2 separate regions of the Homo sapiens genome follow, and region 2 is linked to region 1. Evidence: chromatin contacts called from ENCODE Hi-C or POLR2A ChIA-PET data. All regions are on one chromosome and are shown on one strand. The core of a region is the stretch at or near the end of the contact, and the rest is flanking DNA. Distances in the headings are between cores, read along the strand shown. Region 1 holds the start of RASGEF1B (RasGEF domain family member 1B). Region 2 holds the start of PLAC8 (placenta associated 8).

The links. A loop is a pair of places that touch in the nucleus more often than their neighbours do. ChIA-PET counts read pairs that join two places held with the same protein, here RNA polymerase II (POLR2A). Pooled maps may share reads with other maps.
Region 2: a map of naive thymus-derived CD4-positive, alpha-beta T cell shows a loop between it and region 1 (9-fold over the local background). The contact joins the promoter of PLAC8 here to the promoter of RASGEF1B in region 1. A Hi-C loop is called at or near these places in 1 of 168 maps with a recorded cell type or tissue (naive thymus-derived CD4-positive, alpha-beta T cell) and 5 of 50 pooled maps. POLR2A ChIA-PET finds 5 or more read pairs at or near these places in 1 of 52 experiments (B cell).

What each region holds. Positions count from the first base shown.
Region 1 is chr4:81,468,948-81,474,038 of GRCh38, forward strand. RASGEF1B (RasGEF domain family member 1B) reads right to left here and starts at 2,960. Exons shown (of 14, transcript NM_152545.3): 1 at 2,823-2,960. RefSeq lists a silencer at 2,892-3,301.
Region 2 is chr4:83,112,521-83,117,611 of GRCh38, forward strand. PLAC8 (placenta associated 8) reads right to left here and starts at 2,209. Exons shown (of 5, transcript NM_016619.3): 1 at 2,146-2,209.

The DNA of each region.
Region 1 (5,091 bases), core at 1,710-4,209:
AACCCAAGTCTCCTTATTTCCAAGGCAGAAATATGCCACAGCACTAGGCTATAACATCTGTCACTTTAGGATAAGCAAAGGTTGCATGGATCTTTTTTGTAGTTTTAACTGGAGAATCAAAAAGGACAACTATAGGTCTGAAAAAGTGAGGGGGGTGGGCTGGCAATACCTGAATTCAACTACTACTAATAAAAATCCCATAAATCTTAAACAGCATTTTTAACAGTGCAATTGGCCTCTTTAAGAAGTCACAAAATGTTTTCACAGCTTTTTCATTTATTATGTGTGGCATCAGAATCAAGTTTCCCAATCCCTGCTTCAAGGATTCTAGATTCTTCTCCCAAGCAAAGAAAAAGACATTCCATTCACCCATCTCCTTTCCAAGGAGGTGCTCTCCTGGGGCTATCCCAATGTTCCTCCCAAGTCCAATTCTTCCAGGTACTCTGCGGATATTGACAAAGCTGATCCCAACACTCCTGAGTCATACTAGGGATCCCAGCTCCTCCCCTTCAATTTTCTTACCATGTCTTTTTCCTTAGAAAGGTGTATTGAATTGTTTTTATATAGTCTATTGTACTCTATTAACTAGTAGTTAATTTTAGGTTCTAAGAATAAAATGTTATATAAGAACTATGTGTTATTATAATACTTTGATTTAGTTATACATATAAATACATATGTATATATGTACATATATGTGTATATATACACACACACACACACACATATAAATAATCTATTAGATGCTAAGCTGTAGGGGGTTAGCGGGAGACAATACATGGGAATGCTTTCTGGTGATTCTCTTCTCCAAAAGACAGTATGATTCCCAGGTATTAGATGTGTTAGTATCAGATAAAATATCCAGTGGAGCACATAAAATGAAGCAAGACTGAAAATGCACCATAGGAGAAATAAATTCTAAGAATGTAACACTTCGTTAGACAACTGGAAAGTACAAGGCCAATATGCTTAGTAGTTAGAAATGTTGCCCACCTCCAAGAAAACAAAGGATTGACCCGACATGCAGTGGAAGAATGCCAACAAGAAACTTGTTAATCAGTGGCTGATCTCATCTTCACCAGAAAATCTGCTTGAGAGGCATAATATAACGCTGTTTGTAAACCCTGATATCTGTCAAAAGTGCCCTAAGGTCCTCCTCTCTAGCTCCACCACTGCCCCTCACTTAAAAAAATAAAATTACCTTTAATGATAGGGTTTAACAAGCTGCCTTCTTTTTTTCTGTTATGAAAACCTCAACAGCAAATAATTTTTATTTCTTTTTATTAAAGAAAGCAACTCTATATTTGTTCTAAATCTCATGGGACCAGTTATTTTCACCCAAACGGCCAACCAGGTATATACGCTGCTTAACTGTAAACCTCCTTGTTTCTTAGCAGAGGCTTATCGCCATGGTCCAACTATGTTTTAAATTAAGGCATAGCCATCACATGCCAAGCTCTAGCTACTGTTTTCACGAGGAAAGGGCAATTATTCACCCCATCTGAGTGTGACTGTGCCAGACATCATTCAAGAGTGCACCACCCTGATCCCTAGACTCTTCCCCTTTATGCACCCAGTTCAGAGACCCTCCCTTCGGCCATTAGACCATCTGAGCTAAATATAGATCTACACACACCAGCAGTTCCTGACCGTCGTCACATGGTGCTGACGAAGGACTCCTTGGAGACGCGTTCGGCCCAAACACATACACAAATTTGTGTGCATATTCATCTATATACACCATATCCACCGAATTCATCAGGGAGGATGGACACATCTACATTCCGAAGAGAAAATCGCCGTCTAGACAATCTCCTTGTGTTATCTGCCACACTTGTGCCACCCTCGGCAGTGTCAGAGGATTAAGCTACGTTGCTTTTGCCTGAACTGCGCCGATTTGGTTGGGGCAAGACAGCAAGCAGTATTGAAATGGTACGTCCATACACACACACAAAGGCGCGCGCACCCCAGCCCCCGTCTCGCCCTTTTCCCTGGTGCAGCACTTAAGTTGTTTTCACAGCTCCCTTAGAAAGAACCTCCCTTAAGCTGACTGCCCGCGAGGCTCCTAGATACCTCTAGCTCATCTGAGATTCCCCAGGCAGGTGACCCGAGGCGACTCAACTGAGCTCTGGCAAAAGCAAGGCGACTCAGTGTCTCCCAAGTTTGCCAGGTGAACACCGAAGGATGACAGCACATCACCTTGTCGGTGGCGAGTATGTGACTTCTGTTCCCTTGTCCCTTCCTACGAGTCAGACTTTAGATTACATGGCACTGACAACAAAAATAAACAGCTCCCCCTACACACACACGCACACAAAACTGGTCAAGAAGTGGAAGAATCAACCTAGGTATGCACACGAAGGAAAGAAGGGATGAAAAAAATGATGGACGCGATTACAACTCAAGACAAATCCTCAAAAACCACCTATCTCGAGACAGAAGGCCTGGCTGCAGGATCAGGGAGAAAGAGGGAAGGCACAACCCAACCCAACCCAAGCCTGGCCCTGCCCGGGTCCCAGCGGCTCGGCCTCGCACCTGTTGGGGCCGCGGCAGTCCCAGGTACCCGCAGCGGCCGGGCAGGGGCCCTCCCCCGGTCCCGGGCTGTAACTCGGCTCTTGGCGCCCGCGTTCGCGCTCACTCGCCTCGGGATCTCCCGCCGCCTCGGAGCGCACCCGGCAGCCGGTGAAGTCTCTGAGCCCCGCTCGCTCCCCGCGCGGCCCAGGGATCTCCAGGGAGAGCGCAGCGCGCAGTAGGGTCCGGAGTTCCCGCTCCGGGCTGTGGTCCCCCAGCCGGGAGAACAACCCAGCCAGGGAACAACCTACCTGCAGGTGAACTCCGAGTCCTCGGCCTCCCGGCTGCGTGCCGCGCGCCCACAAATGCGACCAAAGGACAGGGAGCTAAAGCGCGCGGGAAGAAGAAAAACAAAATCTGTCTAACCAGTCGGGTTCCTTGTTTATACTGAAACTACGGCAGCCGCCGCCGCGCACGCCCCCCTTGGCTCAGGCGCCTGCCTCCCGCTGCCAGCCCCGCCCCGCCCCGGCAGGCGCGGGCCAATCACCGCGCAGCTCACCGCCCACGCCGCCGCCACCCGGCCCGGCAGGCAAGTCCCAGTGGGCCCCAGACTCCCGCAGCGCGTCAGCCTGGGTGCCCTCCCACGCGGCAGAGGCCCGCGGAGCCCAGCGCAGCGGTGTTTAACAGCGTTGGTCAGGCTGGCTCCGACTGTGCGCGTTTCCTCTTGAGTGCACCTGCCCCGGGCTGTTGTGCAGTCGTGAGTGTGTGTGTGTTCATTCACGTGTATACTATCTGTAAATACCGGCCCGACTCGTTACACAGTATTTATTAACATAATTGTGAGCTAAAGGTTACTGTCCATGTAACTTTCAGAAGAGAGCGGAGAGGAACCACAGAACATTTGCTTAGCAAATAACACATAGATCCTGGTGCTAAGCACTGTGCAAAACGCTGGGGGCACACTTGGCAAAGTAGGCTGGTCTCTGCCATTGTGAAACTTACATAGTCTAGTGGAGGACAGACATTCAGCAAATAATCACCCAAACAAAATGTAGAATTACAGCTGCTAGAAGTTGCACGGAGAGGAACCTGTTCCGTGAAACATGATTCCGGAGGCAAAGCAGGGAGGCTAGTCCTCAGTGAGGGCTGTGTTGTCATGGTAACCACGTACTCACTCCATCATGGGATATTTGATAACTATTTCAGAAAAAAGGTAAAAACCTCCGTACTTCACTTTGTACACATAAAAGGAGGCCAGAGGGAAATAATGATGGAAACAAGGGAAGAAAGAGACCTATGAAAAGAAAAAATTTACAGAATTAGGAGACTCTTACCAACTGTATTTCCTTGAGTAAGTGATACAGCTTTTCTGAGCTTCAGTTTTCTCATATATAAAACAACACTATTCATACCTGTCCTATACTGTTATAATTAAGATTACTGAGGGGGAGGAATCCTTTTCCCTCCTGCTCCATGGGTCCCTCCCCCTCTCCTTCCTGGGGTGGAGTCATTTTGACGCTCACTTTGTCTATTCTTAGCGGATTCCTCTTTCATTTTCTTCATTTATGCCTCCTTTTACTTTTCTTCCTCTTTATGATACTCCTTCCCTCCTTTGTGTAAATAGGACTCCTCTGATTCAGTAATTCACTCTAACCTACTTGAGCCTTTGACTTAACCATAGCTTCTCTGCAGTTTAAATGAGAAGCCATAAGGCCAAGGGAACTTGGTGGGCCAGCCATGCAGAGTGAAACACAGAGGCTGGGTGGCCCTGCCCTGCTGTTGTGGTTGTACTGGTTGGTTGATTTTTCAAGCTCAGTTTTTGCATCCCGATTCTGTAACAAACGAGCCATATGACATTGGGCCAGTCACTTACACCCTTGACATTACTGATCCTGTAGCCAGAAATTAAGAGTTGCAGGGGATTGCTGGCAAGATGGCTGAATAGGAACAGCTCCAGTCTGCAGCTCGTAGCGAGATTCACACAGAAAGCATGTGACTTCTGCATTTCCAACTGAGGTACCCAGTTCATCTCACTGGGACTGGTTGGACAGTGGGTGCAGCCCACGGGGAGTGAGCTGAAGCACGGTGGGGCATCGCCTCACCCGAGAAGTGCAAGGGGTTGGGGAATTTTCTCCTCTACCCAAGGGAAACCATGAGGGACTGAGCCTGAGGAACTCCAGCACAGATACTGTGCTTGTGCCAGTTTTCGCAACCCACAAACCAGGAGATTCCTTCCAGTGCCTACCCCACCAGGGCCCTGGGTTTCAAGCACAAAACTGGGTGGCCATTTGGGCAGACACCGAACTAGCTACAGGAGTTCTTTTTTTTTCCATACCCCAGTGGCGCCTGGAACACCAGCGAGACAGAACCGTTCACTCTCCTAGAAAGGGTTGCTGAAGCCAGGGAGCCAAGTGGTCTGGCTCAGCCGGTCCCACCCCAATGGAGCCCAGCAAACTAAGATCCACTGGCTTGAAATTCTCACTGCCAGCACAGCAGCAGTCTGAGATCAACCCAGGACACTCGAGCTTGGTGGGAGGAGGGGCATCCACCATTGTTGAGGCTTGAGTAGGCAGTTTTACA
Region 2 (5,091 bases), core at 959-3,458, 1.6 Mb after region 1:
ATTGGTGGAGAAGTCTACTCGGCTTATCCCTGCGTAGAAGAGTAGTCCTAAAGGGAACTGCTATCCAGGACTTCCATCTGTCACTTCTAGCTGATTCTAAAAAGGGTCTAATAACTTCTCCCGTGAGATATCTTATTCAAAGAAATACCTTCTTGAAAGTTATAAAACAGATGAGAAAGCAAACACACTCATTTGTACGCGCCTCTGTGATCATTTAAAAATTCAAGGTATCTTTTAAGTTGCAACAAATGTAAAACAGAAACAAATGTAAAATTGTTGCTTGTTCAAACAACCACAATTCTCTTTGCTTCAGCCATGAAGTCTTTAGCCTTAGCCATTCAAGGTAAAAGGTCAGCAATAAGTGGAGAGAAAACGTCCTTGAAAATCTAGAGTTCCTAGGACCTTAGGTACCAGCTTGTCTCCTTAGTTCAGTGGTCCTCAAAGCTTACTATTAGTAAAACCACTTGGACTGCTCTTTAACGTGTAGATTTCTAGACACTGCTCAGAGATTGTGACTTAGATAGAATGAGCTAGGGTTGAGGAATCTGTACAATGTAGAATTCTACACACTGTTCAGAGATTGTGGTTTAGATAGAATGAGCTAGGGTCTAAAAGTCTGTAACGTGCACCCGCAGGGCTGCTGCCCTTATGCCATAGGCTTTTGTCCTATGAACTAGAAAAACGTGGCCCTTCTCACAGACACGGCTTGGTGAGCACGTAGCTGCTTCGGTGAGAATTCGAAAAACGGTACACCTTCCTCCATGCGATGAAGCCCATGCTAGACCCTCTCGCATTCCCGGGAGCACATTCCAAACTAGCTCCTCTCCCTTCAGGTGCGGGCCTGTGCAGTATCCTGGGCACTTCACAAGATTCTAATGCCAGTGGCCTTGCAGAGCACATTTTGTAACCCACGACCAGTGGCCTTATTTTTCTTCTGTTACTAATAACTACAGATCCAATTTAATTCAGCAAATATTTTATTGAGTGCCAGGGTGTGTAAACGTGTTGGGCTGGATTTGGTAAGGGCTAAGGAGATGCCTGAGGTTTCCTATCTGTGGCCAGCAGTTCTGCCCGTTGTGGTGTGACCACACAGCTGTTTTGTTCCATGCCATCTTTAACCCCACAGGAGCAGAGAGAGTGATTAAAAAAAAGTTGGCAGGGGCCACCTTGGAAAATGCAGGAAAAATGGGGGCAGGAGGTAGTGAAATGGGAATCTTGGTGGGCAAGCTTTGGAGAATGAGACTAGAATACCTTTCTTTAGGAAGTTCTGTGGAATGGTCTCAATGTCAGGAAATCTTGCAGTATTTGGCTCATATTTTAAACACCTTAATTTTATCTATTAGTTAAGAATCAATCTTGTATTTGTCTCTCCTTTCTATGAGCACTTCACTCCTGAGGACAGCCCACTATCTTAATAAAATACATTAATATTAATATAATACATGATATTAATTATAGTAATATTAATACATATTATTAATATTGATTAATCCAGATACTAGACATATTATTGAGATTTTTCTCTTCTACTGTTTATTGATGTTAAATTTCATTTTTTTGCTTTGATTGAAACATTTCCATTTCATAATCTCTCCATCTCTCTTTATACATATAAATGAAGCACCAGAATTTAATTTTGAAGAATTCTAGTCTGTTTTTCTTACTTTCATAGTGAGAATTCAAGAATTCTTATAATTCATTAGCTAAATCTACAAAATTCCATATCTTGTTTCTAAATACTTTGAATGGATAAAATAGAATATTTGTAAAGCAGAAAGAAATTAGACCGGCATAAGTCAACATGCATACATATTGAAATAAAGAGTGAAATTAATGATCATGTTACTAAATACAATGTATAATATGTGTTTGCTGCAGAAAGCAGCAATTGATGAGGATTCAAGGCTGGGATCTTACACTACTTTGAAAAGCCTGGCATTTGGCAAAATGCTTAGCAAGAAATTGTTGAATTTGACTAAATGTATAAATTTAAAGCAATTAGATAAGAAAACCTTAGTCTTTTAGCTGAAACTCAAAATATAACATGCTAAGAAAAAAACAAGAAAATCAAATAACTTTTAAAGAAAGCTTTTTTTTTTTGAATGCTAAGTTTTTAAAACAAGTTCTTACTTGTAAAGTACTTACAATTAGTAAACAAGGTTCCGAGCAGGAAATGTCTTGTGGCCTGGGAGAGAATCTCACCACAAATGAAAACTACGTGAAAGGGGAGAGGTAACTGTGTTTCTATCGCAGGGCATAGTACATAGAACAGTTTCAGACGCTCTTATTGGCCAGAGTAATCCAGCAGAAGTGGTTTCAATGTGTGTTTCTCTTATCTGGAGAATGAATATATCTCTTGCCAAATAAGGTGTGTTTCTTTTCCTATATTGTGTTAGGTACACTGATACGTCTTTTTAATGGGGAAAGGATTTAATTCATTATATAGTTTGATTGGTTTTACATGTCTGGCAGAGCTTACTGTTGTTTTTTTGTGTTTGTTTTTTGTTATCTTTGTGGGGAAAAAAAAGATCATTATTGTTTCAGATTATATAGTAGTTGGCATCTCAAGCATCCTTTAATGGTATCAACTTACAGATACTGAACATTAAAATAGGCCAAGCATTATCAATGACTTGTTAATGACTTTGATAGTTAGGCCTTATTTTTTCAATTTTAGAGGTGAGGAAACAAGCTCAGATTCTTGAGCTGACTTTCAGAGGCCACATAGCTAACAAGTTACTCACCTAGGATTTTAGCTCATGTCAGCTCAGCTCCAAACTATGGCTCTTTTTACAATGTTGCATCCAATTTCTTTGTACCTTTTTAATTATTCTTCTTATTGGTGGTATTACTATTTCTTTCTTTTGAAATTTTTATTCATAGTCTTTGAATTTCTGATCCCATAGTTTAAACTATCAAAAGACAAAATTACAACAAATTTAGTTTAGAAGATGTAATTGCCTTTTATTTGCAATTCTAGAATCAAGCAACACATCATTCTATAAAATAGAATGAGTGTCCTGGTGAGTATGAAGAAAGCGGAAACAGAGAAAAAAAGATAGATTGGTTGTTTCAAAGTTACTTTCCTTATAGGACTAAAACAGAGAGGACTTCCTTACTACACTGACTGAGGTTGACTGAAATCTCCTGTTTTTTGGAAAACTGGTCCATTTCAAAGTTCAGTTTGATTATATGTCACTTAGCACAAGCGACTTCATTCTGGTTTGGTCTGATTTTCTGGGGCCTAGAGCAGGAGGCTAGTCCATAACAATGGCCTCTCATAAACTTTGTTTAACAAAACCTTTCAGAAATGAGGGTGGGCCGGCACAGTGGGAGGCCCAGGCGGAGGACTGCTTAAGGTCAGAGTTCAAGACAAGCCTGGCCAACACAGTGAGACCTTGTCTCTAAAAAAAAACAAAAACAAAAACAAAAAATTAAAAAATTAGCCAGACATGGTGGTAAGTGCCCGTAGGCTTGTAGTCCCCGCTACTTGGAAGGCTGAGGCAGGAGGATTGCCTGAGCCCAAGAATTTGAGGTTACAGTGAGCTGTGTTGTGTCACCACACTCCAGCCGGAGTGACAGCAAGACCGTGTCTCTAAAAAAAAAAAAAAATTAAGAAATGAGAGTGGCCAGCTTTCCTGTCATTCACTCTGAAGTTTTTGCGGATGGGAAATCTTTCCCACTAGAACAAGGCTATTGTGTGAGGTTGTACAGTGAGAATGTGTGGCATTATGGCAGACTCTAAGTGCTTAGAGTCCCTTTTCAGTCCCAATTCCTAGCTGCCATCTGCTAGCCACTTAACATTTCTATGCCTCAGGTTCCTTGTCAAATGAGCGTAATAATTGCACCTACCCCACAGGATTGTAGGGAAAATTCAAAAAATTAATACATGCAAAACATTTAAAACAGTGCCTAACACATAATCAATATTAGGGGAAACAAAGAAACAAAGAAATCTGAAGAAGGAGAAAGAAAAAGAGACATGTGGAATTCCAGATAGCCTATTTTCTTCCAAATACTATGTATAAACTCCACAATAAAAAGATGGCAACATGGCCAGGTGTGGTAACTCACACCTGTAATCCCAGCACTTTGGGAGGCCAAGGCGGGAGGATCACTTGAGCCCAGGAGTTTGAGACCAGCCTGTGCAACATAGTGAGATCTCATCTCCTTTTTTCAAATAAATAAATAAAATAAAAAATTAAAAAATTGAAAAATCAAAAAGATGTCAACAAATATGTACTAGTTATTTATTGTATTAAAGGGGGAAAGTACATCTTAAAAATCGGTAAGCTTGGCCGGGCACGGTCACTCATGCCTGTAATTCCAGCACTTTAGGAGGCCGAGGCAGGCAGATCACCTGAGGTCGGGAGTTTGAGACCAGCCTGACCAACATGGAGAAACCTCGTCTCTACTAAAAATACAAAATTAGCTGGGCGTGGTGGCGCATGCCTATAATCCCAGCTACTCAGTAGGCTGAGGCAGGAGAATTGCTTGAACCCGGGAGGCAGAGGTTGTGGTGAGCCGAGATCACGCCATTGCACTCCAGCCTGGGCAACAAGAGCAAACCTCCGTCTCAAAAAAATAAAAAATATGTCTGGGCGGGGTGGCTCATGCCTGTAATCCGAGCACTTTGGGAGGCCGAGGCGGGCGGATGACCTGAGGTCGGGAGTTCGAGACCAGCCTGACCAACATGGAGAAACCTCGTCTCTACTAAAAATACAAAATTAGCCGGGCTTGGTGGCACATGCCCGTAATCCCGGCTACTTGGGAGGCTGAGGCAGGAGAATTGCTTGAACCTGTTAGACAGAGGTTGCAGTGAACCGAGATTGCGCCATTGCACTCCAGCATGGGCAACAGAGCGAGACTCTGTCTCAAAATAAATACATAAATAAATAAAATAAAAAATAAAAAAATAACATCCAGGCCGGGCGCAGTGGCTCACGCCTGTAATCCCAGCACTTTGGGAAGCCGAGGTGGGCAGATCACAAAGTCAGGAGTTCGAGACCAGCCTGGCCAATATAGTGAAACCCCGTCTCTACTAAAAATACAAAAAAATTAGCCAGGCATGGTCGTGGGCACCTGTAGTCC